4 separate regions of the Mus musculus genome follow, and all the other regions are linked to region 3. A link is a loop called in an ENCODE intact Hi-C map of the cell type or tissue named here. Cell type or tissue: heart. All regions are shown on one strand.

What was found. A loop is a pair of places that touch in the nucleus more often than their neighbours do. Peaks named below come from ENCODE experiments on the same cell type or tissue, not always from the same donor. Only the 100,000 strongest peaks of a DNase experiment are listed, where the experiment ranks them.
Region 1: a loop joins it to region 3, with 3 times the contacts of the local background. A loop is called at or near these places in 10 of 42 quality-filtered maps.
Region 2: a loop joins it to region 3, with 2.6 times the contacts of the local background. A loop is called at or near these places in 10 of 42 quality-filtered maps.
Region 4: a loop joins it to region 3, with 3 times the contacts of the local background. A loop is called at or near these places in 10 of 42 quality-filtered maps.

The regions. Positions count from the first base shown.
Region 1 is chr11:121,787,466-121,795,465 of GRCm38, forward strand. The region is part of intron 1 of Gm12589 (a long non-coding RNA gene); the gene reads left to right. It overlaps Gm30338 (a long non-coding RNA gene), which reads left to right and starts at 7,465. Exons shown (of 3, transcript XR_389244.3): 1 at 7,465-7,630. In heart, no CTCF peak of the experiment used is centred here; DNase peaks (open chromatin) are centred at 3,386, 6,916 and 7,316.
Region 2 is chr11:121,799,574-121,807,573 of GRCm38, forward strand. It overlaps Gm12589 (a long non-coding RNA gene), which reads left to right. Exons shown (of 3, transcript XR_389241.2): 2 at 5,919-6,071. Among named protein-coding and RNA genes, the nearest start is that of Gm30338, 8.6 kb to the left of the region's middle. In heart, no CTCF peak of the experiment used is centred here; DNase peaks (open chromatin) are centred at 3,398 and 4,868; H3K27me3 peaks cover 353 bases.
Region 3 is chr11:121,697,807-121,705,806 of GRCm38, forward strand. Metrnl (meteorin, glial cell differentiation regulator-like) reads left to right here and starts at 4,621. Exons shown (of 4, transcript NM_144797.3): 1 at 4,621-4,989. The coding sequence starts at 4,820. In heart, no CTCF peak of the experiment used is centred here; DNase peaks (open chromatin) are centred at 4,515 and 5,555; H3K4me3 peaks cover 2,347 bases; H3K27ac peaks cover 1,622 bases; H3K27me3 peaks cover 1,779 bases.
Region 4 is chr11:121,649,092-121,657,091 of GRCm38, forward strand. It overlaps B3gntl1 (UDP-GlcNAc:betaGal beta-1,3-N-acetylglucosaminyltransferase-like 1), which reads right to left. Exons shown (of 13, transcript NM_178664.5): 4 at 2,518-2,582. Among named protein-coding and RNA genes, the nearest start is that of B3gntl1, 20 kb to the right of the region's middle. In heart, CTCF peaks have their summits at 982 (motif pointing right) and 3,706 (motif pointing right); DNase peaks (open chromatin) are centred at 1,040, 3,050 and 3,690.

The DNA.
Region 1 (8,000 bases), 90 kb after region 3:
ATGAGTGTCTCACATAACCTCTGTGCACTCATGGTTGGGCTCAGGTGATGTTCACAGTAGGTGGTGGTGTGACTATCCCTTTAAGATCCATGATTTGGAGAAACTAGGGTGGCTGGCTTTGACTGTGAGATTTTACTCACATATGCAGATCAGATAGGTAGAGTCTTTCTCCAAGCTGTCTGATCCAGAGGGATTCTCAGGCAGTTGGCAGATGTCCAGAAGGACCCTACCATGTGTATGGTAGCTTTCAGCTGGGTGGTGAGTTGGATATCCTATGTTTCCTCATCCCCAGTTATTCACTGCTAGTAAAGACTGGATTTGAACTCTAGGTTCCCCACATATGTTCATGTGTGTGTACATGTGTGGACATATGTGTGCATGTATATACATGGAAACCAGAGGTCAAGGACATGTCTTCAATTTGTTCTACACTTTATTTATTTTTGAGACAGTGTCTCTCATTGAACCTGGACCCTAGTAAATTGACTAACCAGAAAATTACCAAGATACCTGTGGTAGGATTTTTAGGTGCACAGTTCCATAACTGGATTTTCACACCAGTACTGGGAATTAAACTCAGGTTCTCATGCTTGCCCGGCAAGTGCTTTACTAGCTGAGATCTCTCTCCAAGCCCTCCCAGTGTTTGTTTGTTTGTTTGTTCATTTGTTTTTTACATATAGTTTCTGCAAGACAAAGCAGGGCCTGGGTCTCCTTGATGCCATATTTCCAAACTCCACAGGAAGATATAGGAGGGGTGTGTACTGTGGCATAGGCCTTAAGGTGACCTCAGGTGTTCTGGGCAAGCAGTTCAGGCTGTAGTAATAGAATGGAAAAAAAGAGAGACTCCTGGTATAGATGATTACATGAGATTGAGCAAAACCTTAAAATACTTCCCCTCTGAATTTGACTTTATAAGGCAAATTTTAATAAAACAGAATATCCTTCCTTTCACAATCCTAAATTCAGATTTAATATGTGTGAACTCAGGGAACCACCATTTATCAAGGTTTCACAGAGTTAAGTCTTGAAGAGTACCATCATAGCACAAATTCCACAAGTCGGAATGTGTGTCTTGAGTTTGCTTCTTACCTCTGTCCGAGAGTGTCCAGGGAAGCAGTATCTCTGAACCCAAGTTTATTTTTCTGAAAACTGGGTGGGGCCTAGTGAAGGCATTTACTTTGTTTATTCACTGTGACTACAAAAGTGATGTAGAAGCCCTTTCACAACTTTAATTATATGTGGCACGTAGGGCAGGATATTTCCAACCTCTAAGCCTCATCAGTTTAATGTTTAGGATATACAAGTCATTCCTTGTCTATGTATGTATGTATATATATAAGCATCTTCAAGGGAAAGATGAGTAACTGAGACAAACAGGCAGTGTGCATGTGGTTCCTCAACCATGGTGTTCTCAGTGAAATTCAAATTAAAACAGCAGTAAGACCAGAATCCCTGCCAGAGGAGCTGTGATGTCTGGTGGGAAGCTTCTAGAGACAGCATGGGTACAAAGAGCTAGACAGGACATGGCTGCCTGGAACAGCACCGGTTTAAGGTTAAGAGAGAGCTTTAGGTTTCCAAGGGAGGAGGATGGTCCTGGCCAGCATTATTGTTGATGGTGAAAATGACATTAGGCTGGAATTCACAGAGCCTGTAGGTTCCTAGTCAGTTTGGAAGGGATAAGTTTACCCTAAGCAAATTTGTGGAGCATGCTAGAAAGCCTTGGAAGATGGCTTGGGTCCTCAGGTGAAATGATCTTGGAGCAGGGAGCATCTGGACAGGTGGTCTCTTTGAAGTCTGGCTCCATCCATAGAAAAGGAATAATGAAACTTCCTCAAGTCAGGGCCAGACAAACCTCCGTGTTGAAGGCTCCAGTTTCTGGATCTCCAAGAAAGTCCAAGGTCCAAAAAGAAGTCCTTGCACTGTTTTAGAAAGTGACGCTGAAGGCAGGAAAGAGGGAGAAAGTGGTTCTGACCTCGGTCTTACTCTCCTTTGAATTTGTGGCACTTCAGAAGAGTGGCTCAGAGTTGTCTTCTGTATCAGTTATGAGAAGCAGAGCTGAGAGAAGCTGCACAGGCTAAAAATATGAAAAATGTTTGTTACTGACATCAGAACCAACCTTGGTTTTTGTTGTCAAGCAGAAGCATACCATGGTAGAGGCTATGCAACGGCTGATGCTCAAGAAAAGCTGTATTGGGGTTTCTTCTCACAGATGTAATGCTGCCATTCTCTTCTGGAGGCAGCACAAGTGGTACCCTCCAGCACCTTCCCAGGCACTGGCTCCTCTCTGCTTCTGTACACATCTCCATGGCTTGGTTGCTGGGGCGTTGCTTCCTCTTTTAGTCACTCCTGGGACTGCCGGCTTTGCATTGCCTTTTTGTTTTCCTAAGAAGATGAATTGAATCTTGTGATACCAAGGCCATGTTTGGATCTTGCCTTGTTGTATGGTTCTGGCCAGAAATGTTGATGACATTTTTTTCATCCATGCCTAATATACATTTATGGGCACAGATTCTGTGGGTACTGGCTTCAGGCCCTTTACAATGCTGCCAGGGTCACAGATCTCCTCATCTTGTACTGACTCCATTCATGAGATGATTAAGGAACATACTATTGTTGTCTTTTAAGTTTTTCCTGTTGCCATGACACCCTGACAAGAGCACCTGAAGAGATAAACGGCTTACTTTAGCTCACAGTTCAAGGTATCATGGCAGGGACACCAATGAAGAGGAACTTGAAGATGGCAAGTTATGTTTACAGTCATAAGAGAGCAATGAATGCACATTTGGTTTCCATTTTCCATTTTATATAGTCCAAATGCCTTCCCCGGGGAACGGTCCCACCCACAGCTGAGATGAGTCTCCCCAAACGAATTAATATAATCAATATAATTCCTCCACGGCACACCCAGAGTCCCATCTCCCAGATGATTCTAGATTCTGCCAAGTTGACAATTAACACTGATCATCACAGGCAGCCTGCCCGATGAGGAGTATCTTTCGCTTTTTCTATCACATTCCACAGTTGGTGGTAGTGGTATTTTTGATTCGCACAAATGGATGTTGAGACTCGAAGAGCATAAACAACTTGCTCAGAGCCACATGATTATGACAAAACAGCCAGGATTTGGACCAAGTCTGGCTCTAAATCCCAGAACTTCTCCTCCTTGCTGTCATGTTCTGTACACCAAACACAGTGACCACAGCTTCAAAAAGTACCTCCCTTCCCAGTGTAACCCTGGCGCACTGGAGCAGCCTCACAAACATCTGCACTGGCAGGTTTTTGGCAGGGTCCTGGGGGCGGAGGCTATGCAAGTCTCCTGACAAGGGTAAGGGTTTGGGCCCAGGACCAGAGCTAATCCTGATTTGGGTGACCTGGCTGGTTTGGTCTGAAATCAAATGCATGTTGGCAGAGGCTCAGATACCATGAAGGTTAGCTCAGGGCAGGGTAGTGGTGTCATCAGCCATGATTTAGCCTCTTGGGTGTCCTGTTCTTTCTTGGCTCACTTTTGTTATTGTCTGTGTCAGTCACACTCCCTTCCTTCATAACAGGATGGCAGACAAAGCTGCTGCCCTGGGCTGTTCCAGCTACTGAAAACACTGAGATAAGCCCCTCAAAGCAGAAATCCCTATGATTGCAAAGTGTTCACTCCTTGACCTTGCTCTTTGAGAGTTGTGTCTGTCTGTCTGTCTTTCTGCCTGCCTGCCTCTCTGCCTTTCTCTGTCTCTGTCTGTCTCTGTCTCTCTGCCCCTGAATTGACTCTGACAATATTGCAGAAACATCCCTGATAACTCTCTTACATTCTGGAAGCCTTTTCTAGTTGAAGGCCCTAGATTGAATATTCCACAATTATCAGCTGAAGAAACAATCACAGTTTTTTGTCTCACAAAAGCTATACTTCTGGGACTCCTATATTTTCTCTCAGTTCTTCTGCCAATTTGCTTATTCTTTTGTGGATTAACTTTTTCCCCTTCAAGGTATGTTACTGAGCACAGTAGAAACAACTAATTCATTCTGGTGATGTTTTGTTTGGAAAGCTCTTTGCAAAGCCAGGGCTACATTAGGTACATTTCCTGTTTTCTAGGTTATTGGAGGCACTTTTGTGATTTAAGACAAAACAAAACAAAAATTACATAACACAATTTGCCGTTTCCCTGCTTTGGGCCCCAGATCCTTTTCAGCTATTGCTACAACAGTGCTGTACACTAACTGCCCTGCTGATCCCACTGGGTTAGGACTTCTCTGAATTTCCGCTTCTGCCGCAACATCTCATATTAGAGTCACTCCTCATCCCTCTTTCTAAGATCCTGTGGAAGATGCAGAAGCATGATAGGGCAAGTTCCAGACAGAAACTGCAAGAGGGTTAGCAGGATGTGTTTTGCCTCTGAAACCTTTGCTCAGAACAATTCCTTGTTCTGTTGACCACATTCCAATATTTACACCAGGTTTCATGGCCATCTGTGGTACTGAGGATGGGAGGAAAACAATCTTCTGCTATGGGGTGGCTGAAGGATTAAGGCAAGGTAAAAATAGGATAAGCATCCTGCTCTCTCTTGTAGAGAGGACAGATCTCCAGCCAAGGCCAGCTAGGCTACTCCTTACATGACCTATGACCTATAGCCTCTCATTAGCTTTCTTTGAGCTGCAGCTGAAATGAAGATCATCTTGTCCAGATAAGAGCTAGTTGTAGGATTGATAGGCACCACCTCTTGGCCATTACCCACACTTCATCTGGAAAGGCAGAGGACTGAACATCCTGCATGGCTCCTTGTATGTATTGTCTCATCTGATAGGATTACATTGGGCAAACACTAGCCAAGGGACACTTGGAGCCGTCAGAAACTGGGAGAGACAGGAAAGAGCCTTCCTACCTTGGTATTTCCCCTTTGCCCTCCTGGACTATTAGAGAATATGTTTCTGTAGTTTTTAGTCAGTTTATGGTTATTTGTGTGATATAATGTTTACTAGGAAAGCTCATGTGGTAGGTCTTTGATACCCATTTAACAAGTGGATAAACTCAGGTTTAGTGTCTAGTTAATTTGACTCTGGCAGAATCCATCCTGCTACCAGCACCCATGCATTGCTCTGAGACAGACCATAAGCAAAAGATGGGAGCTGGAGAAGTAGTGGTGAGGCCTGAACAAACTGACACATAAGAGACTGTTAGAGAAAAGTAGCAAAAATAGAATTTGCCTCATTTGGCGTGCTTATCCTCAGAGAAGCAGGCCCTCAGGGCTCCGTGTCCACATGCTTGGCCCAGCCTAACCCTCTTTACAGAGACAGTTAGAATGTCCCACCATCCAGTATCAAGGAAACAGGCCTCTTTTCTGTTTTGATCAAGGAGCCCCAAAGTTCTGACCTTTCCTTACAGCTGGGAGAGTGTATGCTTGGTTATTTTATTTTATTTTATTTTATGTTCATTGGTGTTTTGCCTGCATATGAAGGTGTCAGATCCCATGGAACTGGAGTTACAGATAGCTGTGAGTTGCCATGTGGGTACTGGAAATTGAACCTGCGTATGTTGGGTGGGGATATTGGAGACTTGTTGGAGCTAGGGAGTCAAGAGGACCTTCTTGGAGAGTAAGGAGTCCAAATTTCTATGTCTAGCCATGAAAGAAAATAAGATAGGAATTCTCAAACACCTGCTGCATCTAGACTCTCATGGGTATCTCTTTTCTCTTAATTTTTTGGTTCTTGATGGGGATGTTGACATGCATCTGCCACATTGTCATACTGGAGCAAGTAACTGTCCCTCATGGGCTCATGAATGGAGAATATTGTACATCTGGATAGACTACACCTAGAGCCTCAATTACTCCTGACTGGGATGATGAGACTTAGGATATTTATGTAGTAATTTATACACTTCATAGTTTATTTGTTGATTATGTAGCCCAGGCTGACCTTGATCTCAAAATCCCAAGTGTTGGGATTATAGGCCTGTGTTCCAGACTGCTGAAGTTTGGGAGTTTAAAACTGGTTTATATTTAGACTTTTGTAAACTTGAACTTAATATTAATGGGTTAGATTTCTATAGATGCTGGGATTATGTGAATGAATTTTATGTATAAAATTTTGGAGACCGGGTTGTGATCAGCATAACAATTATCTCCAAAGAAACCAACATCCTAGTCCCCAAAGCTGTCACTATGCTGTGCTATATGTCAAAAGAGGTTTTGCAGATGAAAATGAGAAAAGATGATGAGATAGTTCTGAAAGAGTTACAACATCTTTAAAAAAGGGAACAATACTATTAGCACCAGAGTAGATGTAAGGACAGAAGCGGAGGTCGGAGGGGTGAGATTGGCTTGGAAAGGGAGGGAGGGATCATGAAGCATGGGCAGCTGGGAAAGTCCAGAATTAAGGTTTCACTTGGATCTTTTTAGGAAGAGGGTGATCTTGCTAAATCCTGATTTTTTTTTTTTCCCAGAGAAGCTGTTTTTGGAGTTCTGTTATTCAAAACCATGAGATCACATACAGTTTTTTGAAAGTTGTTTGAAGCCACTAACTTTTCAATGGCTTGTTTTAGCAGAAGTAAGAAAATAATACAGGGCCATGGTGACGAGAACAGCTAAAGAATAGGCCTGGAAATGAAGTTAAGGAAGAACTCATTTTCCATAGGGCATGATACCCTGTGTGGGATGTCGCTGATAAGCTGAAAGAACACTAAGATTTGATGCCCAGATGGCAACTGGTAGGCCACTTATGAGCCCAGCTAAAAAAAATTGTGTGTGTGTGTAATGGAGAAGATAACGTCTCCGGGAAAGGATTAAGAAAAGTGTAGGATATGTGAAGATGACAATACTATCTTCTTGACTGTTCCTAGTAAAGGGCAGAGACAGTCAGTGGCCAAGCCTGCAGGCTTTGTATGGTGACCCCATTGACCTGACTGGTGTGGAGGGACCCAGCTTGGAGGAGGATCACTGTCAAGCTCCTGAATTAAGGAAGTTCTAGTCTGGGTGTGTTCACAGAGTTGGCTAGGGATCAGGAGATGCCTGGAGGAAACACATGGAAATCTTTTTTTTTTTTTTTTTTTGATTCCTTCTAATTTTTCAGTGAAATGAGAAACAATCATCTCTTTTCCACTTGCTAAATGTGCTGAGCAGGCTTGAGCGATGCATGCAGTTCAGGAGCAGTAGAGATGGTTGTGCATGCAGCGTCAATAGTATTTGGTTGGAGAAGTAATACACCATCCAACTAGCTTGTTTTAAACTAGACAAACACTCCAGATCTGCCTGCTGCTGGAGAGCACAGCCCAGGGCTCTGTTTGGAGTGGGGCTCTCAGGGTGCTGAGGTCAGCTCTGTTTGACATTCCTGATGTGTGAAGGGCGGCTTAGAACAACAGCACAAGCTATGGGCGTGCAGCTCCCTGGAGCTATTCCAGAGGCCCTGCCTGAGAAATGTTTTAGTCTAGAGATTCCTCCCCAATTTTAAACATCTGTTGGTGCTTGTGGAAAATAAGGTTGGGATTGTTTTGCTCACAGCCCTGGAAGCTGTTTGCAAAGCTGATGATGGATGCTATACACTTTGGCTCAAGTTAAGCAGCAGGGTCCCACCTGTTTGTTGGTACAGTTCAGCTGTTCCCAAGATTGTGCAGGGACTGAGACACATAGGCATCAATGGGTTCCCCGAGGTGAGCTGTACTGGCTTTCGGCTTGATACTTCTCTGCACTCAGATTGCTTTCGGTTACATGCTCAGTGCTTCCCTGCTTCCTCTTCTGTCTACCTTTGTAGAGTGTTAGAGTGAGCTGCTTCACTTCTTACGTACTGGTTCCCTGAGCACACATCAAAGCAAACTTAAATCTCACTTCACATCTCCAATAGGCCAGACATATAAGTGTAGCATTTTACTTTATTATTTTTAGTCAAGTTGAAGCCAGATTGGAGTCCCATTTTCCCTACGATGATGAAAATATGAAACTCGGGCATTGCAGGTCACCTTACCCTGATCTAGAAAGACCATCTAGATCCCGAGTTGCCTCTGTTCTGGCCTCCTGCTTTTC
Region 2 (8,000 bases), 100 kb after region 3:
GGGTAAGACACGTGCTCTGTCGACATTTCACCAAGTAGTATTTGTTCTTTAACTTTCAGGCTTTAAATTTGAGGCCAAGTTTGGATCCTATCTGCCTTTGGACACTCTGGGATTCAGGGCTGGCTTCTCTTAGGACACTCCAGTGAGTGAATGCCTTATGCTGTTCAGTTCTGAGGTGGTAGAGCTGGACACCCTTGCTGTTCACTACTGGGAAACTCTGCAGAGAACAAGCAAACACATGTCAGTAAATCATGTCTTGTTTGAGGAGTGTGAAAGAATGCTTTGTAAGAAAACAGAACAGGGTAAGTGAAGACTGGGCACAGGAGGGTACAGCTTCCATTGGCGGGCTCAGTGCCAAGGCTTCTATGTGATCCTTGGTCCTCTGTGCCCAAACCTTGGCCTGCAACTGCTGGTGGGTGTGGTAGGCAGGTGCTCTGAGGTATACAGATATACGTGAGGAGACTTCCTGAAGTGCTCTAAGCTCAGGTGGGAACTGGGGAGGGAGAGGAGGATGACCCAATGTCATGGTGCAATCAGATGAGCCCAGGTTCCTCCTTGGCAGTGGAAATTTGCAGTAACTTGTGGTATAGTGAGGAAGAACAGTAGCCCCAAGCTGGGAGATAGCTTTAATGTGAGCGAGACTTGTCCCCAAACCACTCCTTTCTCCTTCTATTGAGATGCCACAGCACAGATGTTGGCTCCAGCGTGTACTCCCTGTAGTCCCTGAGAGCCTGGAATGGTCCAGGTTGATCCCCAGGGACAGACCCTTCAGTCTTTATTCCTGGTTCTTAAGATAGGAGCCCTTTGTGGCCAACCACCATCCACCCCATGTATCCAGCTGTGATTTTTCACAGACATCTGTATCAAATTATTGGTTCATGTCACAAACGAAATTAGGGCAGGTGCCCACCCTAGCAGAAGCCAGAAGCCAGAAGCCAGCTACCTGGCTGCATCGTAGTGAGGAAAGAATGGGTGATGGAGGTGTGGAGTGGAGCATGTACTGTAAAGAGGCTGAACTGGTGAGCTTGGAGCTTAAACAGACACAGATCCAGACCCCAAACAAGCAGCCTGGACACTGGGTCACCTGAGACGAATGATCTACTTTCTAGATTAGACCTCCCTGAAGCACTCCTGTGTTCTGTGATGCTAAGGGCTGTCCATGCATGGGTGTCAGTGGCCCTAATGTAGACTAGGTCTAGGTTGATGTCTGCTAATCATGTTGTCACCTGACTACATGCAGATGTTCATGGGTTGTGCTGTGGCCTGAATTCGTGTTCATGTCCATAGGTCATGATGCCCTATACTGATGTGAGTGGCCTGCATTGCCACCTGAGATGATAGTGGTGACCTGGTCTGGACTGCTACTGAGGGCCATGTCTGGGTCTATATTGATGTCAGTGGCACATGCTACCACCAAAGGCTACAGGAGTATCTGTGATCTATGCTGCAGCCTGAAGCCATGTTGATGTTGGGGGTGGGGCATGAATGTGGGTAGCCTGTGCTGCCACCTGGGTCCATGGTGATGTTTGGGCTTGTGAGGGCCAAGTTTGGGCTTGTGGTCCTTTGCGGTGGGTTGGCATTGATGTCCGTGGCCAGTGTTGACATTGAGTATCCCACAGATGTCTGTGGTTTATGCTGTAGCTAGAAGCCATGTTGATGTCTGTGATTCCAGCTTCATTGTAGGTGTCTTATCTAGTCCATGGTCCTACTGTAACTGGGAGCTCTGCTCAAAGTCTGCGCTGATGCCAGAAACTGCATGGAAGCCCTTAGTCTATGCTCCCAGTGTTCATAAAGAGGAAATAAACTACTTCCTCCATGATATCTATGACTTCAGACACACAGTTGTGAGAAAGATGAACAAAGAAGACTTCTGTGAGAACCCACACCTCTATCCCCCCAGCCCCAACAGTAACAGCCTAGACAGAAAGCCATCAGAGAGAACTCTTAAAAACTGTGATAGGATACTGGGGTGTCAAATGACTTCCAATGGTGGTGGGTAGGGGGAAAGACAGTTTTATTTGGGGACAAGTCCCTGAGAGTTTGGCCATGCCCCAGTGAATGTATGTATGTATGTATGCATGCATGCATGCATGTATGCACACATGTATGTATGTATGTATGTATATATAATTTTTTCCCTGGGGAGGTGGTAACAAGGGTGAGGGGAGGACAGGGAAGGACTAAGAAACAAAGGTGATTGGAGTGTATGATGTGGAATTCCCAAAGAATCAATGAAAATATTATGCTGGGAAAAAAAAGTTAGAGGCAGGAACTCTCCGGAAGGCATAAACTACCCCTACTCATTCCAATGTGTTGCATATACCACCACCCTCAGCTCACTGGGTGCAGAAAGGGAAGGGAGAGATGACACTGCTGTATAGGAAGGCTGACCCCCAAAGGGAAGAGAGTCTTGGGTGTGGGGGTCTAGCCTGGAATGGATGCGGTGGGAGACCCTGAAACATTAGAAGTGAGTTGGATGGGGTGTGGGCAACTGCTTCTTGAAAAGTGCTGCAGCCATACAGCATCCCAGGCCCAGTCACCAGCCTGTGTCTCCAGTAGGCTGATAGGACTCCTTGAAGTTTAGGGAAGGTCGCCTCACCAAACTCTCTGTCCACATCTCCTAGGGCAGTCAGACAAGGACCTGCAGTCTAAGATGGCACCCCTGTATCATATACTACCACTACCCTCCTCACCAAGTCCCCCAAGGCCCTGGTTTCTCTGGAAAGGAAAGTGCTTTTCAGGTCTTCATGTCACACAGCCTCTGCACGGGTGTCATTCTATAGAACTGGTGTGATCTTCAGACCCTGAGGAGGCTCCAATTTGCTTCTCCACGGCCATTTGTATCCATTTCAGCCTTTTGTCCTTAAATGTTTTTCAAGTTTTGTTATGTTGAATAGGGAAGTCTTATATTTTTTCCTATCCATTCTAATGTCCTGCATGTTTATCCTTCACTGTTTCTGTCGGGAGTCTGCTTCTTTCTGTTGATCTGTGGTAGCTCTCTGTGTACAATGAGTATCAAGACTTTGTGTTTACATTGCTGATGTTGCCAATTTACCTTTCTAATGGTGCTATTTTTTCCCCACACAAAAGTACTTTTTTTAAAAAAATTTTTATAAAGCCAAATTAGTCAGTTGTTTCCTATAGGCTTTGGAATTTGCCTCTTGCCTGCTCTCCTGAGAGGGCAAAGACTTCATTTAGTGTTTTTCTTCCAAAACTTTTATAATTATGCTTTTTGTCCCTAATCTAAGTTTATTTTGGGGTATGGGGTGAGACAGAGTGGAACCATTTTTTCCACATTAAACCTTAGCTATCTTGAGCCCTGGAGGACACAAATTATAGCCTAGAGGGCTGGAGAGACTGGGGCCAACTTCCTGGGCTGGAGTCCAGCCTGCATTAAGGCTGGGTGCTGGCTGGTGGCTGAGCCTCTAGTTCCTTCTTCTCCAAGAACATGGTTGTACCGAAGAAAACAATACCCTCTGGTGAACCCTTCCGGTGTCTCAGCTTTGGTGACTATCAGCAGGCTCAGGTCCTGCCTCCAACCATTTACTAGGTTTGCCATCTTACTTCTTCCCACAGAGAGGAAAGCAAGGAGAGAAACTGATTTCTCAAAGCCTCTAGGAAACTTGGTGAGAACAACATAGAACTTAGTTTAGTCCCTCTTCCACCATGGCCCTTCCATCCTAGTGTCCTGGGATAGAGATAAACCTCAGGCTGCCAAGGGTTTTAAGAGACTCAGACTCTGGCCAGCCTGGGGCTTCTAAGATGGAAACTACCATGCTTGCTGGGGGGCTCTAGGAGCAGGTTTGGAGATGTGTAGCCCAGTGTCTCAGCTTTCTCATTTGCTAAGCAGAGTCCACAATGCTCCTTGTTATTCTATAATATATAACACCACCCAGATGAGGATGAAACTGTGTTTACTCCACAGGCCTTTCTAGTCCTGTGACTACCACTGGGCTCTGGAGGCACATGATGGTCTTCCTTGCTGGCTAGGCATTGAGGGACACCCTTCTAGACTCTCCTCTAGTTGGACTGCTGCTCTGTAGCACTTTTTCTTGCTCTCATTCAGGCCTATCGGGGCTGCCTGAACTTGCACAATCCCAAACTCGACTTTACAAAGCTTTAGGAGGCATCTTTGAGCCTCTGGGTCTCCTTAGTCCTCTTCCCCTAGCTTGTTGTAGCTGTCTGCTAATTGTTCAAAGGCTGGGTAGGCAGCCTCCTGCTGAGAGCATGCATGGAGACCAGAGAAGAGAAGGGAGTCTGTCTGGAGCTGGCTTAGAGTTGGTGTTAAGAGGACAGGCACCACTGATCAGGTCAGTGGGACAGTCCTGATGCTCCCAGGCCACTGCTACCCAGGGCACTGACAGACAATCTCTACAAGTCCCCCAGGCTTGACTTGGACCTGGATGTTCATGCAGGCCTGAGTGCACATTTGTTTGAAAGGGAGATGTGCCCTCAAGATATTCAGGCCTCAAGGAACCTTTCTAGGGCCCAGAAAGTTAAATCTTAGTTCCTTTCTTGTTCAGAAGCCCTGCCTACCTATACAAGATCATCAACTGTTAGTGGGTAGAGCCAGTATCCATCCATAAACTCTCTTCCATGGCATCTCTGAAAGGTTTTAAAGAAACAGTGCATTCTCTCTCAAGATGGATGTGTTTATTAATCAGAAAGACCTGACAACTGAGTTTCCTTTTTCAAAATGAGTGGCCTGCAAGCCTGACTCACACTTCTAAGTTCATAAATTTTGCATGATTTTTGAAGGCCCGACTGGCTCCATCCTGGTGTCAATACTGCTGACATGAACACATTGCAGAAGTCTTGCAGAAATGAGCTGATACCTTCCTCATATAAGAAATACATAAGTCAGTTAAAAATAGTCCTCAGAACGGATGTGATGTTGCTGCGGCTGTCACGGGAAACACATGAATCAGTCACAGGAAGATGTGGACAGTCCATGGGTTTGGGGCTCTTTCTTGGCTGTTTGGAAGTTCTTCACCTTACCTTATACCCTGGCCCAAGGAAGCACCTAACATTGTGGCTTCCATACCTTTTGAAGGCTGGGGTTGCTTCCTGGATTCAGACTAACCAGAGCTGGTCTGGGAAGAGGGGGGCACATATGTGTGTGTGGATACTCCACAGCCTTCAAGCTTCCTCTGGGCCCATGCTCCCCCTTACCTGGGAAGTTGTGGGTATCATGTACAGCATGGCCAATCTATGGTCTGGCTTCTGTTTAACTTCTGAAGAAGCAAAGCCTGTGTGGTCACCGATGTTTCACAATGTCCTATACAGTCACCCAAGGCTGCTGGCACATTTTCTGACTGTGTCAGAAGCTTGCTTGGTTTGTATTAGCTTAGGAAAATGGGTGCTGAGACCTTAGAAGCTCAGACTACTAGGTTACCATATGTTCAGAGGAAAGTGAGCTTGTGGCTTCTACTGGGTTTGGGTTCTGTGGGCAGAGACGGCTCATTCATCTACCTGAAGCCTGAGGGCCCTTAGAACTCTCTGACTTCAGGTTTCCATTGCTAGGATGGGGTGGAAGGGTCAGCAAAGAGCCCAGACAGCCAGTTTGCTAGAAAACTAGCTTGACTGTGAGGTGTTAGAAAAACGGCAGTGATGTCCCTAAGAGGACATGCAGAACTACCAGCCGCTGCTGCGGTAGGCTGGGGCTGGAGATTGCTCACCCTGGACTGACCCTTCTTTCCTGGTTCTTTCGGCTGGATAAGTGCTGATGTGAAGAGTTCGTAAACTGGAGGGGCTTCTAGGAATGCATACTTTATAGTGAATCCCCCAAACAAAATCTTGGTGTGATAATAGAGATCAAAATCAATGTTCTTTTATATTTTGAGCCAGTGGAAGTTATTTTTCTCTAGGTTCAATTTTTTATTTTGTTTTTTTTTTTTTTTTTTTTTTTTTTTTTGCAGATTCCTAGAAGCTCATGGACTCTGTGCCCTGAGTGAGCTTTAGATTCTGATTGTCAGAAGAACCAAGGCTTCAGACCCTCTGCTTGGCTGGTATTTTTCAGAAGAAGGATTGCTTGCTTACCTGGACCAGGAGCACCATGAGCCTGCCCCCAGGTACACATGCATTCATTTACTCATATAGCCTCTATACATGCACACCCATGCATATACACCTGTATGTGCATGCTCAGACAGGACTGTCCCATACATTTGACTATACACGAGCCCATCCATGCTCATGTCCACATACAACTAGATAACACCAGAAGGCTGCTTTCTTCATTCTCTTCAAATGTCTCTAACCTGGCTTTAGGCACCAGCAGGTTTGCATAGGCCATGGCTAAGTAAATTCAGAGCATAGCCTAAGGGCAGGTCCCAGCTCTGTAGTTGGTAGTGTGAGGGCTGAACCAGCATGGTTGGAGCTGGAAGCGTGGGCTCAGTGGAGCCTAGGCTTGGTAATGGTTCCCCCATCCATTCTTTGTGCCAGAGACTTTGTTATGCATCTTCCTAACAAAGCTGTGGGATGGGCATTATTGTCCCTATTACTTAGGTGAGATTAAGAGATTTATTAGGATGAGGTCCTCGGCATTTTTTTATTTATTTTGTTTTGTGGATCCACCTACCACTCACTTCCCTAGCCACCTCTGCATTTTTCCTGATCTGTAGTTCTACCCACTGTGGTCCCTCCTACCCACTCCCTCATCCTCTGCTCTTCTTTATTCTGCTCTGTGGATCTCCCTGCCACTCCTAGATCCTTACTCCACTCTCCTTCAGCCTGCCTAAGCATTGTCTCTTCACCTTAGCCTCCACAGTATATACCTCTTTGCTTAGAGACAAGATAAACATATGTTTGATTTTTGTTTCTGGTTCTTGGCATATCACAATTCACAGTTCTTGAACTCTACAGTGACTAGTATCTTTTAGATACTAATTAAGTGGTCATTTGGGTCTTGGACTCTTGAAAGCTTAGGATAGGTCTGTCTGAAAAGACCAAGCCTTCCTTAGAAGGTTAGTCTCAACTCTACCTTTGAGAAGGGAAGAAAACTGAAAACTGAGTTGATCACTGAAGCCAGATGGTTTAACTGGTATAAATATTTCACCTCCACTTCAGAAAGCCCTCAAGATTCTCCTGAATGAGATTACTGGGTGTCTTAATGTCCTACCTCCCAATGCCAGCCCAAGTACCCTGTCAGATCCCAAGAAGCAGAAAGCCCTAGCTAGGAACACAAGATCAACTGTAGCATTTGAATCTTGGTTATAGGGACTATAATGCACCCTGAGCATGGCCGACCTCTGAGGGACCGGATGGGTGGAGGGAAGTTGGGGTCTTTCTTGTGATGCATCACCTTTGGACTCCAGGAAAGATGTTCATATGGTTTCCACTGAAAATTTTCTGCTGAGTCTGAGCCATTTGGAGGTCAGCATTTCTAGGTCAGTAGGATGACACTGCAGTCCTGGGGTGTAAGGTCACAGGACAGAGGGGCTTTGAGGAAGGGAGGGAGGGAGGCACCATCTCAGCACTGATCAGGTCTAGGACTCTTCTCTGCCTTGTTTGACATATTCTGGGCCAACTTTTTGTCCAGTCCATTTTTACTTACAGTCCTTGGAAAGCCTCTGAAGTACATACCAGCACTTGCTCTGCAAACACTAAGCTACAGGCTCCAAACCACCTCCATCATCCTCATGAAGACTCTTAGGAAGCAACAGACAAATAGGTGGCTCCTTTTTCTTCATAAGGGGCTTCCAAAGGACTGGGTCTTCCTTGGAGTGAACTTTTGGGCAGAATAGTTTACAATTGAATCTGAGATGGGGAGGATACTTTATCTAAGTTGTCAGCAAGCCTCTGGCTCCAGGAGCCCCTTCAGGTGTTGTTTTCCCCCTAATATCTCATGGGAATTCTTAATGGCACCCAAGCTTCCTGCCAGGCTGGGGTGTATCTGAAGAATGAGCAGAAGGGAGGAGGAAGCCGTGCTAGGAGATGGCTCAGTGGGTAAGGACGCATACTTAGTGCCGAACCTGACAACTTGAATTTGATCTCTGCAC
Region 3 (8,000 bases):
TAGACCTTCTGACTGGTGGGACACTCAGCCACACCCTAGATTATGGCCACGGTCATATAGTGACCTCACTACATTCCATCCTGTTCTCTGAGTTTATTTTTCAAACCTTTTCTCTCTCAGCTACTACAGTACCAGGAGCACATAAATATCTCTTGGCCCTCAGTTCTCACCCTGGTCCTCAGCTCCTCGACATCTTCTCCTGACCCAGGCAGAACTATCTGTCCCCTAATTTCATAGGCAGCTTTTGATATAGGTCAGTATTTCCAGGCCAGAAACAATGATAGGCTAGATGTATGGGTTGATTTTTTTGTTTTGTATGACACAGAGTTTCTCTGTGTAGCCCTGGCTGTCCTGGAACTCATTCTGTGGACCAGGCTGGCCTTGAACTCAGAGATCCACCTGCCTCTGCCTTCCAAGTACCTGGATTAAAGGTGCGTGCTGATGGCTTGGTATTCTATCATAGGTTTCTTTGCCTGGGCCTCCGTGGTCACATGACTTAACAACTAAGATCTGCTTATACGTCAGCTGTCATTCTCATGTATGAATTCTGATGTAGCTGAACCCCTCCTATGGCCACCCCTTCTCCCTTGAGAGCTTCCTCAAGAGTCAAGTGCCCACTGGTGGGGTAACTACATCTTTCTGCCCCTTAGGCTGTGATCGTCCAGGCACCACACTGCTGCCCACACTTAGGTGCCCTGTGTTTACACACTTTAGGTTATACATTGGCCAGTATGCCTGAACTTGAATCTGTGGCTGTGGACCTTGAGCCCCTTGCTCTCTGGACCTGAGGAAGGTCGAGCCAGCCAAGACTCCCTTTCTCCCACTTTTCTCTGACTCATAGACAGCAAACCTGCTAGCAAATTAGGTTAGGGGGAGCTAGGTGAAGGTTGCTGAGTTGAGGCCTCTAGGCTGTTTCATGTCGTAATTACAGGTTACTCAGTGCAGTTGCTAAATGTTAAATTACAAGCGTTGGCTCTCTGTGCATCATTTGACCACAATTATTATAATTATGTCCTTGCCAGAAGGTCAACAGAGTAACTCAGAGGAGGATACTGGGGTGACAGATGACTTGGGGGTTGGGGTTGAGTAGGGCAGTGTTCTCAGATTAGCACCAAGGGCCAAAGCAGGGCATGGCCGCTACCTTCAAAACCTTCACATGCTGAAAGAAGGCAGATTTTTTTCTCAGATGATTCTTTAATGATAGTCATTTTGTGCAACAGAATCATCATTGATAAACACTGGAAATCTCAAGATTTGGCAAAAGCTATCACTACTGGCAGTTTGTTAAGTTGTGTCTGTGGCACAAAGTCCCATTACTATGGGGAAACAGAATTCCCACTAATGTGCCTTCCATTAAAGGAGAGAGCTGAATCTTGTCTCTGAGAGTCTCCAATTACCAGCTCCCATCGAAGAATGAGGTACATGTTGACACTGGGAACCCTGTCTCACTCTGGGAGTTAAAGCCATCCTACTTTGGAAGTAACTGAGGTTTAAAACTGGGCCCTAACACCATAGATTGTGGAAACCAGAATATGGTATTAGTATCTATGCTACATAGCCTATCACTCACAAGGACCTATTTACATTTTAAAGTTTAAAAGGATTGAGAGATGAATAGCTCCACAGAGTCTGCCCCCAGCATCTTCTTTCTATTGCTGCGTCCCATGAAATGTAGTAGCTCACACTGTGTGGCAGAAAATCTCTGGGGCCAGACATACATAGCTGATCTTGTACTTGTTATCCTGGTCCTCAGATCTGTGAGGCCATATGCCTTCTCAGCCTCACATCTGACTAGCTACACATGCTCCACCCTGGGGCTGTACTTGGAATTTATCACAGATATTTGTATCAAACTCTGTACCAGTGATGCAAGGACCACGGAGGGGCCAATCCTCCCCACTGTAGGTCAGGAGGGAGATGCTGGAGCCCTTCTTGGGTTTAGCCTATAAAATGTTACCTGAGAAGTGGCCCCTTCCCACTTATCATGGAACAACACATATCAGACTCTTTCCTTACAGAACTTCCCAAAGGGCCTCTGGGAAACCTCTGAGAGACTGTCCAGGCCCCCATGAGTCCATGGTTAACCTACTAGGATCTAAGAGTACTGGACAGTGGTTCGTAGGCAACCTAACAGCCTTGGCCTACATCATTCTCCTGCCCCCAGGAGTCCTGCCTGTTGGGGGATATCTTTTCTGCAGATGTTGCAGGACAGGGGTCAGCACAGGTATCAGGAGTCTATGAGGATCTCTACAGCACAAAACTTCACAAGCCAGCAGAATGTAGTTAACCCAGCGACAGCTCTGAAAACCAGGTCTGCTGCCCTGTCCCCAACCTACGCTAGGTAATGGATCAGGGGGATGAGAACAAGGAGATAACTGCTTCAGTGATCCTACAGGAGGATCTGGGTCCTGGAAGGCAGAGACAACCTCCTCGATGTCATATGGGATTCTTGCAAGAACCCTGACAGACAAATATTCACCCTTACCTTGTTGTAAATTTTTTTATTGGATTTTTAAAGGTTTACAAAAACTGAAAAGAAAATAGAGACATCTCCGATATCTACTCCTTCCTCCCACTGTCATTAGCATCTTGTCTTAATATATGTGCAGTAATAATGAGCTAGTATTTGTATGTCATAAACTAAAGGGCAAAGTATAGATTCCAGTTCAATCTTGTGTTCCATTGTTTTTTTGACAAATGCACATGAGCCTCTACCATTCCCTGGGACAGAACCAGCTTTAGTCAACCTGAGCCCTCTGTTAGTGACTGTAGGTCATTAGCTCTTAACATCTGCACCGGATAGCACTCCTACTTGCTTTCATGCTACGATCTGAACTGTGATGAGCCATATAGGCCTTCCAAGATGGATGAGACATGATTGGCTACATGCAAATTGTGTATTCATCTCTACAGAGTCCCTAGTAAAAGGGATTACTATATAGAAAGTAGCCAGAGTTTACAGTGTGCAATTGGCAGGTTCCTTTCCTCACCTGCTTGGGGTTATCACCTGGCTCATATAATGTCTGTGCACTGGAACCCTGCAGTGATAGGGACAAGGTGTATACTCTAAGGGCCTTGGCGTTGGTGGAGTAGACCTTCAAGCTCTCAATGCACAGGTATGTCCCTGGAGCATCAAACAGGGCCTTGAATTTCAAGGTGACATCACTTTATATTCGAGGCAGGGTTCCAGTTCTGGGTTTTAGTTGAGTAGAAAGACCTGCTCAGCTGTACGACTGTTTTACACTGATTCTTAAACTTCAGATGTCTTTTCCAGATCCCCAGACCTTCTCCTTTCCTCAGCTGTTTAGTGGCCTCAAAGCCACAGGTGGTGCTGGCTCTTCCTCTTGAAGACATAAATTTGTCCCTCTTACTCTCAGTATGGTTGCCACCTAATAAATAAACTGCATTTCTAGGCCTTTCCTCATGCATAGAGGGTACTCTGGAATCCCTTGTTTCCTCCTGACCTATCCAGGCCAGTTTCGTCCATCATTTGATACTGTTTGGGGCTTTGAAGTGAAGAAAGATTGCCTCATCACCTTCTCCCTGTTTTGTTTGTTTGTTTGTTTGTTTTTTAAATCAAGCTCCAGGCCAGAGAATGTGTCCCTCCACCTCCCTATTTCTGCCCTGCTCCTGTGTAGCTCCCCCACTAGATGTTAGGATCACCATGATCTCCATGCGACGCCCCTTCATGGCCAGACTGGGCTCTCAGATGGTTATTTTTTTGTTTCTGTTGGAAGGATATTTGGAGACAATTGGATCTGTCAAACTCGGGATGGGAGATACTATTGAAGTATAGAATGGGTCCCAAGATGAAATGACGATAAAGCTCCACACTGCCCAAGGTAGGTTTCACTGTAAAGAAGCATCCAGCCTAAAACCTCAGCTTCAAGATGACAAAGTGAATATTAAACAAGAGACCACAGGACACTTGAAAGTGTGGCCTGGGGACTGATTGCACACCTGAGGCCTTTCTATGGGATGGATGTTCCAGAGTCTCGAATAACCTCGTAGAAGCTGCCAGTGCTTACTAATGGCAGAGTCTCAGTCTCTCTCTGATATTCTCTCTCTCTCTCTCTCTCTCCTCCCTCCCAAGGCAAATTTTGAGCTGGGGAACAGAAAGAGAGGGTGCCAGGAACCCCAAGAAGCCACCGCTCTTGAGTTGTGAGCATCACAATAGTCCTTGTGCACTGGAGGCCACTCAGGCTGTCTAAAAGATGGTGTCTAGCTGCTGGAAGGAGCTCAGATTTCTTCACTTCGTGCATAATAGTGCAGTTCCCCCAGGCCCAAACTCTTCCATCCCCATCCCTACAGCTTCTTCGTCCCAGCCCCAGCCCTCCTCCCTGACCTTGTTCCCGTTCTTTGCAAAGTCGTTTGTCCCACTCCGAGCTGCACTTTCCCTTGTCCTGTGCGGCGAGATGCTGCCCACTGAGTATCTGCGGCGTGACACCAGGGCGTTCCAGGCTAGAGCTGGCAGGACACAGATCTGTGAGCTGGCGCACGGGGCGGAACTGCTGGCCCGGGCCGAAGGCCAGGCGGGGGCGGAGCTCGGCCGAGGGCGGGGTGGCTTCACGGTTCCGCCCCCCAGCTGAGCCAGACCACGGTCCGGGAACTTGCCAGCTCAGAGGTTCTAGGGGCAGCCGGCGCGCTTCTCTAGTTGCAGCTTGGGCGGCTCCTGTGGTGGGCGGCTAGGGGCGAGCCGGGATGGGCTATAGACGCGCGACGTGATCAGTTCGCACGCGGACCCACGCCTCCCATCGCTCTGCCTCAAGAGCCTATTCTGTGGGTGCAGGCACGCACCGGACGCAGACCCGGCCGGAGCATGCGGGGTGCGGTGTGGGCGGCCCGGAGGCGCGCGGGGCAGCAGTGGCCTCGGTCCCCGGGCCCTGGGCCGGGTCCGCCCCCGCCGCCACCGCTGCTGTTGCTGCTACTACTGCTGCTGGGCGGCGCGAGCGCTCAGTACTCCAGCGACCTGTGCAGCTGGAAGGGGAGGTGAGTCTTGCGGGTGATTCCAGCGTGGACTCCCTGGACCTGGACCGGAGCCCTCGGCAGCGAGTGGCAGAGCTTGCGGGGTAGGGACAGCTATGCTGGCCAAGTCCGGTGACCCCCGCCCTAGCTCTGGTTTCAGAACAAAAGAGTTGGTGGCATCTGGGTCCCAGCTCGGAAGACGCCCACTCTCCGCGCGCGTAATACTGCCCTAGTGGGTTTCCTGGGCTCCATAGGCTGCATGTTTGGTCCTCCCAACGGTTGGGATTTCTGATTCTTGGGAAAGGGTTGGGATTGTGCTCATCTAGAGGGACAGCTGTGGCGTGGAGAGCGTGGGGTCCAAACGAGACCCGTATCGGCTGCAGACCGTATCTTTGGGGCAAAGAGATGGGGTCGACACCTGTCTGCGGCCAAATGCAGTAGGGTAGAGCCCTGAGCCCGCTTGGTGAAGGTCAAGCCGCCCTTGGCAGCAGGGCACAGGGTTCCTGTGACACTTCTCTCTCGTCCCCATCAGCAGTGACAGCGGAGGACTTTTTGCTGTTGTTTTAACTGAAGTGTGACGTATGGAAAGAAGCACAAGTCACAAGTGTGCGCGGGCGGGGTGCCTGAGGAGTCGTAGCTACTTTGGACACTGAGAACGCGCCAGGCACAGCGGCCGGCCCCCTCTCTTTGCAGAGCCAGTTTTTTACAGCTGCAAGTTGCCAATTCAGCGGTTTGCATAGCGCGCTGCGCTGATGCGGGTCTCCTGAAAACGTGGGCTGGGACGGCGGTGGGGGTCTGATGTAGCTCATCCCAGGGGCAGGGCGCTTGCGCAGGCCTGGGGAGGTACACGATCTCGTCTGAAGCACAGACTCCAGTGAAGGGGGCTCATGGGGCAATGCGTGCGGTGGGTGATTTTGGTCAAGAGGGTTTTCTGAGAAAGGTGGATGTTGGGCAGTGCCCGGATCTGCGTAAGCAGGGCATCAATGATTATCTTGTACACTTACAGTGCCTGACTTTCTGAGAAAACCACAGAGACCAAAATCAACCCTCATCAAGACTCCTGCTGGAGTGCTTGGACTGAAAGATTGAGAGCAGCTTCTTGAGCTCTGCAGTACCGGTCTTTAAGGGAGTTGGAGCTTTCTCTCCCGCAGAAATCCCTTCTGCCTGGCAAGAGCAGGGAGTTAGAGGGCTTGGGGCAGACAAGAGCAGATTGGATCTGAGGGAGGACTGGCCTCGGGAATGCTGGCGCCATCATAGAGCTGGCCATGAGCCTGTGATGCTAAGCTCTTACCGGGCGGCCCTTTCCCCGTGGTAATTAATTCTCTGCTCACAACCAGCACTGCTGAGTTAGTGTACTCTAACCTCAGATCTTGGTGTGCCCTGTTCCGGCAGACCAAAACCAGAAACGGAACGCCTGCCTTTAAATGAGGTTTCCAGACACTTGCTTTTCTTCCAGGTTCTTAGAAGGCGATGTGCCTGGAAGACTACCTTTCCCTGAGCCCGGGGATCTATGGTGAGGGGTGGCTTTCCCCAAGGTAGTGAGGGATTGAGTACAGACAAACTAAAAGACACCTTATTTCTGTGGGTCCATTCTCATTTAAGTGGAACCAGATGACTACCTCGTGATGCATGTGACTGCTGGGGTGGCAGCCCCCAAATTCAAGTCTGGGCAGTGTGAGCTGGCTACCTGTCCCCTTGGATTCCCCCTCTCCCCTTGCTGTCCTTCTCCAGAGCCAGGCCAAGGCCTCCAAAAGTGTGTGAGCAGTGGGAACTGTCCAGTAGCTGGTCATCCTTATGCCTACCTGGCCCTTCTCCCCCAACTCATTCCTATTCTGGGATTCCCTTGAGGGCTTCTTTCCCAGGGCACAGCTCTGCAGAGGACAGCTGAAGGTGTCTGGTAGTTGTAGGTAGGTAGATAGGATTGGGAGAACACATAATATTCCCTTTTGTTATAGGCATGGTCCCCACTTATAAATGCACTTCACAGGTCAGTTGACTACTGCCCAGCATGCTGGCAAGCTTGCTACTCTACAGTGTTTATGAGTGTTTTCTTTTCAAGCAGTCTAGAACAAATCAATGGGTGAAGCAAGACTCAAAATGTTGGATTCTGGCCTCTGGTAGGAAGGGAGTTGCTCTCCACAGCCCTGGCCACTTCACTTAACTCATATAGACGCTAGGTGTTTGCAAGGAATCAAGTTGGAAATTTTGTGTTGATTAGTCAGTGCCATAAAGGTGGACCATGAACTTTCTCACTGTGATCAGTGGGAAGTCGGCAGGCGTAGTCACACCTGGGCTGTCTTGTGAGGTGGGAAATGAAAGGCAAGACTTAGCAGCAGAACCTTTTGGTTTCTCTTGGATCCAAAACCCTTGTAGAGACCCTTGTCTTGTTCTAGTAGCTTGTCTGTGGGTATTAGCAGTGTACCTGAGCAAGTCCTGCTCACATCCTCGGGTCCTCACACAAATCTGGAATTTATGATTTGTCTTACAAGGCCATTAAAATTTGTGTTCATCTGGGTAGTGAGCCTTGCTGATTGGAAAAAAAAAAAAGAAAGCTTTGGGCTGGTGAAATGGCTTAGTCATATAGTGCTTGTCCAGCATGTGCAAGGCATTGTGCTGCTCCTGGGACAGACACTCACATGCGCGCGCGCACACACACACACACACACACACACACGCACATACACACACGTACACATACATGCACGCACATACACACACACACACACAAGCGCGGACGCCATTTATTCAGTTTACCTTATGATCAGATCATTCCTGTCAGTTTTATGTAGACCAGGACCAGTTTTGTCTATATTTGTAACTTCATCATAGCTGTGGAGCATGATGTATCATCTGTATCTCACCACGACGGTAAAGTCCTGTGGATCAGTGGTCATTTAAGATGATATGATGCTGGGCATTTAAGATGGAGATTTGGGGTAGTAGGTACTGCAGTGGGAACCTGCCCTGACTTCGTTAGAGGTCTGTCTGGCTGAGGGACCCCTTACTTTAGTTCCTGCTTGTCTAACCATGGGCTG
Region 4 (8,000 bases), 49 kb before region 3:
TTTCCAGCCCTGGCAGCTGGAGCTGAAAGCTGTATACGCCTCCTCTCGGTCTGGTTGTTGGTGATCAGCCTCATCTTTAGCAGCAGCCCCTCAAATCGCCTCTGACATTTTCTGGGCACTCTATCTTAAAATGAAAGTATCTCCCTACTGCCCATGTGTCAAAGGTTCCCAGTTGGGTATGTGTATTAGACAGGGTTCTCTAGAGTCACAGAACTATGGATAGTCTCTAGATAGTAAAGGAATTTATTGATGACTTACAGTCGGCAGCCCAATTCCCAACAATGGTTCAGTCACAGCTGTGAATGGAAGTCCAAGGATCTAGCAGTTACTCAGTCTCACGCAGCAAGCAGGCGAAGGAGCAAGAGCAAGAGCTAGACTCCCTTCTTCCAATGTCCTTATATTGTCTCCAGCAGAAGGTGTAGCCCAGATTAAAGGTGTGTTCCACCACACCTTTAATCCCAGATGAAAGGTGTAGCCCAGATTAAAGGTGTGTTCCTTAAACTCTGAGATTCAATCTTCTGGAATACATAGCCACTGTGGCTCAAGATCTTCAAACCAAGATCCAGATAAGGATCTCCAAGCCTCCAGATAAGGGTCACTGGTGAGCCTTCCAATTCTGGATTGTAGTTCATTCCAAATATAGTCAAGTTGACAACAAGGAATAACCACTACAGTATGGCAAGGAATTAGTGGAAGCTTAAAGTGATAGGGCCTTGTCTTAGTGGAGGGAGATTTGCTTACTGGGACCCATTTTAAGACCACAGTCTGACTGTTATAACTTCCACTTTAAAACAAGGTAAGCCCACCTAAACTATAGACAGTCTTACAGGAAATGTTGTAGTTCCCTCCCGAGAGATACAAGCCTCTGGTCCCATTCCTGCTTCCCACTCCCATGTATCTCATGATCTTCCAGAGCCAGCTATACACAATCTCTGCGTGAGCAGCTTGTTCTGTTTCCAGCTTAGGGGAATAGCTAGCGCCTGAAGGTGGAGCCAGAACTTAGGTTAAGCAGAGCAGAGCAGCCGCCCACAGACGGCCTATCCTGCCAGATAGCCTGCACTGCGCCAACGCCTGACCTTCCTCAGCTGCTTCCTAGAGCTGAGTGCGTTCTACACGGCTAATACCAAAGCTGTTTGATAAATAACCTCACACTAAAATGGATAGGTCAAATGCAAAACTCACACACGGTATGTGACAGACACACTTCCACATCCAGCTGGCCACATCTGTCCTCAGTAAGTTACTGACAAATGTGCTATTGAAATTCAGTAAATACAACATTATGCAGGACTCTGACTTGAAAATGTCAGACCTCCCAAGGCAACGCTGTGGGTCAGTTCTCCTCTTGTCCCGAGCATGGGAGGGAGGCTTCATCTCCTGGTCTATGCATTCTCCCACCTCCGTGTACCTGGAATCAGCAACTGGAAATGAACAAAATTGTAACAGCTGCATAGGCCAATGGCTACCATTTCCATAAGCCCTGGTGTGCATGTTTCTAAGAAGCCAGGAGCCCAACCTATGAAGTAATTCAGGTACATAAAAGCTGTATTGTCTAAGACAGACCCTTTGCTTTGCTTTATTCCACGAGAACTTTCAAGGACAGCACAGTCTGTACAGAGTCTGTTCATCCGTCACAACCAAGTGTCCTACTCCTGAGCATCCCATAAAAGTGACCGTTCTCTGACGGTCTGCCGGGGCTCTTCGCCAGTACTCAGCCAGCACACGGTAACCAGCTTCTCGTTTCTGTCATAATAAACAACCTGAGGCAAATCTGCATACAAGTCTTTCCCTGAGACACCAAGGGGTGACAACTAGGAGTCAAGGCCACAGCATAAGGCACACTCACGCTGTCAGTGTGGTGCTGAGTCACACATAAGGCACACTCACGCTGTCAACATGGTGCTGAGCACCTTTAATCCCAGCACTCAGGGGGCAGGAGCAGGTGGATCTCTTTGAGTTCGAGGCCAGCCTGGTCTACAAAGAGAGTATCAGAACAGCCAGGGCTATACAGAAAACCCCATCTCAAAAGCAAAACAAAGCAAAAAAAAAAAAAAAAAAAAAAAAAAAACAGTAAGAAAATACTTAACTTGCTTTGTGGAAGTATTTTGCTAATTTAATTTGTTTGGTCACAAATTCAAATTTTGATATAACGTTGATTGAATTTCTGTCTAAGTCTACCTGTCACCTACCCATCCTCTCCTTAGCTTTGCCTATGAATCTGCTTCAAAGTTTGCTCTAGCTGTCATGACCTGGAGCTGTCCATTTCCATTTCTTAATCCCTGAAGCATCATATTTGCTAGCATTTTGCTTATTTATATATCCCCTGTGGTCCTCTTTTACACTTTATATGATGTTACTTATTGCTAATTAGATGCTAGCAACAACCTATTCAACTTGACTTTTGAGATTCATTCCAACATATTTAAAAACGTATTTTTAAGAACCCTACTAAAATTCCCAATCATTGTTTGGAAAATATATGCAAAGCCACTATCAACAAAACAGAGAGCTACTTACTGAATCCAAAAAGCAAAGGTAAGACCCTGTGCTCTGTGCGACGGCTTGGTTTTTAGAATATCCAACTGTTAGAAAAAGAGAAGACAATTCTTTTAGAACTCAGCGTTCGGCAGCATGAAGCTCAGTGTGCTTTAACACCCCAAGAAGGCCGAGGTCAATCCACACGGCCACCCAAACCTCAGGGACAACGCTGAAGGAATAAAAGGGAGTTAAATAGAAAGCAACGTCCATGTTCAGTGATGATATTAGAGAACGCCTAGGATAAGGCATCTGGGACTATATTAAAATAAAGAGGAGAGTGCAAAAGTCTGCTTAAGTGGGTGCAGTACAAAGCATACTTGTATATGACTGGTCAGTAAATGTTCAATCTGAATACTTCATGGAAGGCTAGCTGACCAGTGCGAGGTGACTGACAATGTCTGCCACATCTGGGTGTGTGCACACCCAACCCAGGTCAAGCATTCATTGCTCAACACAGACCCAAGAGAACTTTTAGTCATGATTAGTCATCGCAAAAGTCCAGAGCTGGGGCAGCCTAAACTGAAGGAAAAACAAAACTACGAAAACAAACGGAATGACTTACTTGACAGTGAACCAGCCCAGGGTTTCACACAGCGATGAAGCAGACCCTTACTGTAGGATGGAGCACAGGAATCAGACCCAAAGAAGCAGACTGCATGCAGGGGACACAGAACTCAAGCAAAGAGGTCCTTCTGGGCTAAAGGGCTGGGAAAGTGGTTGTCCTGGATGAAGAATCCAGCCTGGCCTTGGCTTCAGGGACTGGGATGCCTTATCCCCAGGGGACATATTAAAGTATTTTACAAAATCATTTCCTTCAAAGATACTACTAGCAAGTTGTAAAAAAATAAATAAATACATAAACCAACAAAACAAACAAACCAATGCCCCCATAGTGGCAACGCAATGAGTGGCACTGAGAAAGCAGAAGAACTTAAAAGTCAAAAATCACCCCAGAGGATTACAAAGGGAACTGTGTAAAAGCAACAGTGCCTGCAGAACCCTGGGTGCAGACTTCCTCCACAGGAGCCGACTGTTGGGCTAAGAGGGCTGAGCTTCGCCCTATGGTCAGGAGAATTACAGAGGCTTGGATATTTGGGGCACTGTGCAAAATGTGACACAAGCTCAGCAGGGGTGCCCAAGGCAGATCCATTCAAGGGCATTCAGACCAGAAGAGGGCGCTAATGCGGCTTGAAGGAGGGTGAATTCTTCCTGGAAGAGAGCCGACCAACACCTGAATCACATCACCAGAGAGTTACAGTCTTGATGCCACTGAGAAAATCACACAAAGCAAAATGGATGTGAACAGAGTTGAAACAATAAATCTCTTTGGTATTTGAAGTTGAGACCGGCTTAGGAAAGTTGTCAGTCCTGAGGGAACCAGCCAAATGTGAGAATACACACACACACACACACACACACACACACACACACACACAATCACGAGGGGGGGGGGCGCACTTGGGGAAGACAGAGACACCAGGGGGCAGGAGGAGCAATGCTATGACTGAAAACAGAAAAGCAAGACACAAGACAATGCGAGGCTGCCCTATTTGCTCATGCTCCTAAGATCCACCCCAAACCTGATCCTCCTGCCAGGTTCGTAAGAAGTAGCAGTTTAATTTCCAGCACTAATCTCTAGAACTTGGCCAGTCCAAACCAGTTAACAAAGGCCAGATTTTGAAAAACCATTAGCATAAACAAAAGCAAAGGAGGAGATGACCAAGAAAGGTCATGTGATACCTCCTACCCTGAGATAGATCTGCAACAATGTGATACCTCCTACCCTGAGACAGATCTGCAACCACCAGGAAACCCCAGGGCCATCCCTGCAGAGCAAGGCAAGCATGAGAATAAACCCCTCCTCAGAACCTCACCAACAAAAACAACAAGTCCTTCTTCATAAGCACGCTAAAATTAACAGAATTCTGTTACAAACGTTGCTTATGGAAAGTCAGATTTTAAGAGAGAGACTGAATCCACGAATCTGTAATGAAGGGGGTCCTAGCCCACTGAGGATGCTGGAAGTTTCTCACAATGAATCTTGTGTTTGGCAAAGACAAGGGATTTGCTCTAATATTACTGCCTTGAAGAAAGTCAATGTTTGTGCGGGGGCTCCATGTTTGGGGAGGCCAGTCCTTTTGTGAGGGTAGTCGGTTGCTATGGTTCCAACAGGAAAAACCTAGCTCCATGGAGATACTAACATTCCTCACTCCTGGAGAGGAGCAGTAGGCTGTGTGGTTCACACTGCCTTTGCAAAAAGCCACACGACAAAATCTATTTCTGTTGTTATATGGTTAGTTTTAAAAAGTGAGTCTTAACCCACTACAAATAACCCAGCATTCCTAAAAACAAAATGCTTGAATTTATGTTATCTAATGACGAAGGTAACATGTCCTATTTAATATATTACAGGAAAACGCGTCTTTCCAAAGAACCAGCTAAACTCCACTGCGCCTTACTCCTGATTGCCATGAATTCTCATTCACTTCCCATGGACAATGAGGTGATGTCATCTCCCGGCACTCCACCTGGGGTCCTTAGTTTTATATACTGTCCTTGTCACAGACAGAATGCATTCAGTCATGATATGACTCAGTGACAAGCAATTCAGGTTTTATAAAAGATGAAATCTGTCTTTAAAGTGGAGACAATAAATATCGGTTAGCAAAACGCCTTTTTTATTCGATGACAGAAGCTGCAAAATCCCTCTTAACTAAAAATATCAAAGAACATTTAGTTTCAAATTCACATTTCAGAATTGAAACATACACTGTTTAGGAACCCATGTAGTTTTGTATTTCAACGTAAAGACAATGGAACTGGGAAATCGTTTCCAGAAGATATTAACATTTTCCAGATGCACAAGATGGGAGAAGGTTGCTATTCCTGGGTCTCACTCCTCAGACGCTGCTGTCTGTCTTCTTTTCTGAGACGGGTCTCTCATGAGCCTGGTTCTCCCTAAGCAGGCCTGGCTAGCCATCCCAAGGGCTTGGCCTTTCTCCAAATATGCTACCACACCCAGCCCTTTGGACACATATTCTGGGAATTAAACTTGGGTCTTCACGCTTGGTAGGCAAACACTTAACTGACAGAGCCATGTCTTTAGCCATGTTTTATTAAGTTGTGTTTTGACTACTCTTCTGCTTCCTCAGACAGCGCTCCCGAGGCAACGTTTCTTAGGGTTGATCTTGACAGACCAGGTTCAGCTGAGTCTTAGCAGCCCAACAGTGCTGACTTCAGCTTCCAACATCTACCCTGTACTTCACCCAGAACAACAAACACAAGATAAACGAAACATTAGCAGGAGACCACAGACGGCTGTGTAACATCAGCACAGCAGGCTTTCAGATTGGGAGTGGGTGAGGCATAAGCTACTTTGAGAAAGCAGACAAGGGCTGGAGAGATGGCTCAGCAGTTAAGAGCACCGAGTGCTCTTCCAGAGGTCCTGAGTTCAATTCCAGCAACCACATGGAACAACCATCTGTAATATCTGAAGAGAGTATCAGTGTACTCATATACATAAAATAAATGAATTTCTAGAGAGAGAGAGAGAAACTATGTCCAAGGTCCTTAAGACACTGAGACCCAGTATTCTATGTTACCTAGATTGGTGTCTGGATATTGGGGGATGATGACAGACAAGACTGAAAGGAAGGCAGGCAGGAAGGAAGGATCACAAGCAACAAGGGGGTGGCAGGATGGATGAATCACGAAGTGAGGAGAAAGGGGGCGGAGCAGGATCACTAAGGGACCTGAGGAGCACAGGTCCTCTACCATCCATGCTCCTTAAAACAGCCATCCAGATGCAACATTAGCAGCAAAGATGAACAGCAGGAAGGGAGGGTGGCTGTGTAGCAGCAGGTCTGGTAACACCAAGGCTTGCCTCTTCCTCCTCTTCCTCTTCCTCCCCTTCCTCTTCCTGAGAGCCATCAAGTCACGCCAGATACACTCACCTCCTTCCTCCACCTCTCACCCACACAACTCTACCCAAGATCTCACAGGAAGCTGTTAAGAGCCCAGGCTCAGGGAGTTAGCAGCAGCAGCAGCTGTCACAACGAGTCCTCGAGAGGGAACCCTTACCTGCTGCCTGCTGCCCTTGAAATACACTGGAACTACACAGACTGCCCGGTCTGGACACTGTTAAAAATGGGAACAGGGTCTCTGTGCTGGCTTGACACTCAACTTAAGCTAGATCTGAGGAATGGGAACCTCAACTGAGAAAATGCCTCTATCAGGTTGGCCTGTGGGGCATTTTCTTGGCAGATGACTGATAGAGCCCAGCCCACTGGAGGTGGCACCAAGCCTTGTCAGGTGGTTGTGGGGTGTAAGGAAGTTGGTATTGGGGTATATAAGAAGGCAAACCAAATGAGCCAGGACTTACAAACAGATAAGCAGTGGTTCTCAACGGTCTCTGCTTCTATGTCTGCCTCTAGGAGACTCCTGCTTTGAGTTCCTGCCCTGACTCCCTTATTGAGGGACTAGATACTGTAAGGTGAAACAAACCCTATCCTACCCAGGACGCTTTTGTTAATGGTGTTTATCACTGCAGTGGAAACCTGACTAAGGCAGTATGCTACTCCTAAAACGTCAGGGCAGTGGCTTTCAACCCTAAATTCACCTCAGAACCCCTGGGATGCTTCCACCACTTCCAGTGCTGAAACAGAGTTGCAGACAGACAGACTCTGTCCTAGGCAGGGCTTAGGCGCCTGGGGTTTTAAAGTATCACAGATGGCTTCAAACACAGCCAATCCTGGAAGCAAGTAATCAACTTACCAGCTCTACCCAGCTGGCTGAGATGGCTTAGTAAGTGTGAGCACCTCTGCCACCAATGTGAGGCTCTGAGTGTGATTCCAGAACCCACCCGGCAGAAAGAGAATCGACCCCTCAGGTTATCGTCTGACCTACACACGTGTGACCTCACACTCATACCCACGCACACTGGAAATTAAACAAGTATTAAAAAATTAAATTTCTTTTTATTAAAAAGAAGTCCTAGCCAGAGAGGACCCATCTGTCACTAAGAATGACCAGACCACCCCCTGTTCTAATCTTTTTTTTTTTTTTTTCAAGACAGGATTTCTCTGTAGCCCTGGCTGTCCTGGAACTCACTCTGTAGACCAGGCTGGCCTCAAACTCAGAAATTCACCTGCCTCTGCCTCCCGAGTGCTGGGATTAAAGGTGTGCGCCACCACGCCCGGCTCCCCTGTTCTAATCTTAAGTACTGTATGAGGAGCATTCTTTTCAAGTCTAGACCTTAAAGTCCCTGACTTATTACAGTGAGAAGAAAGACTATGAGGCAAATCATTTAATCATTTAAAGGGAAAGAGAAACAAAAACCTTGACTCAACATCAAAAATTTCAAAACGGAAGTATTAACTATCTTTTAAGATATCTTTCAAAGAAAATACCTTTAAAATAGCAAGAATCATAATGATACACTAGAAGGTAATGAGGTGGCCCTG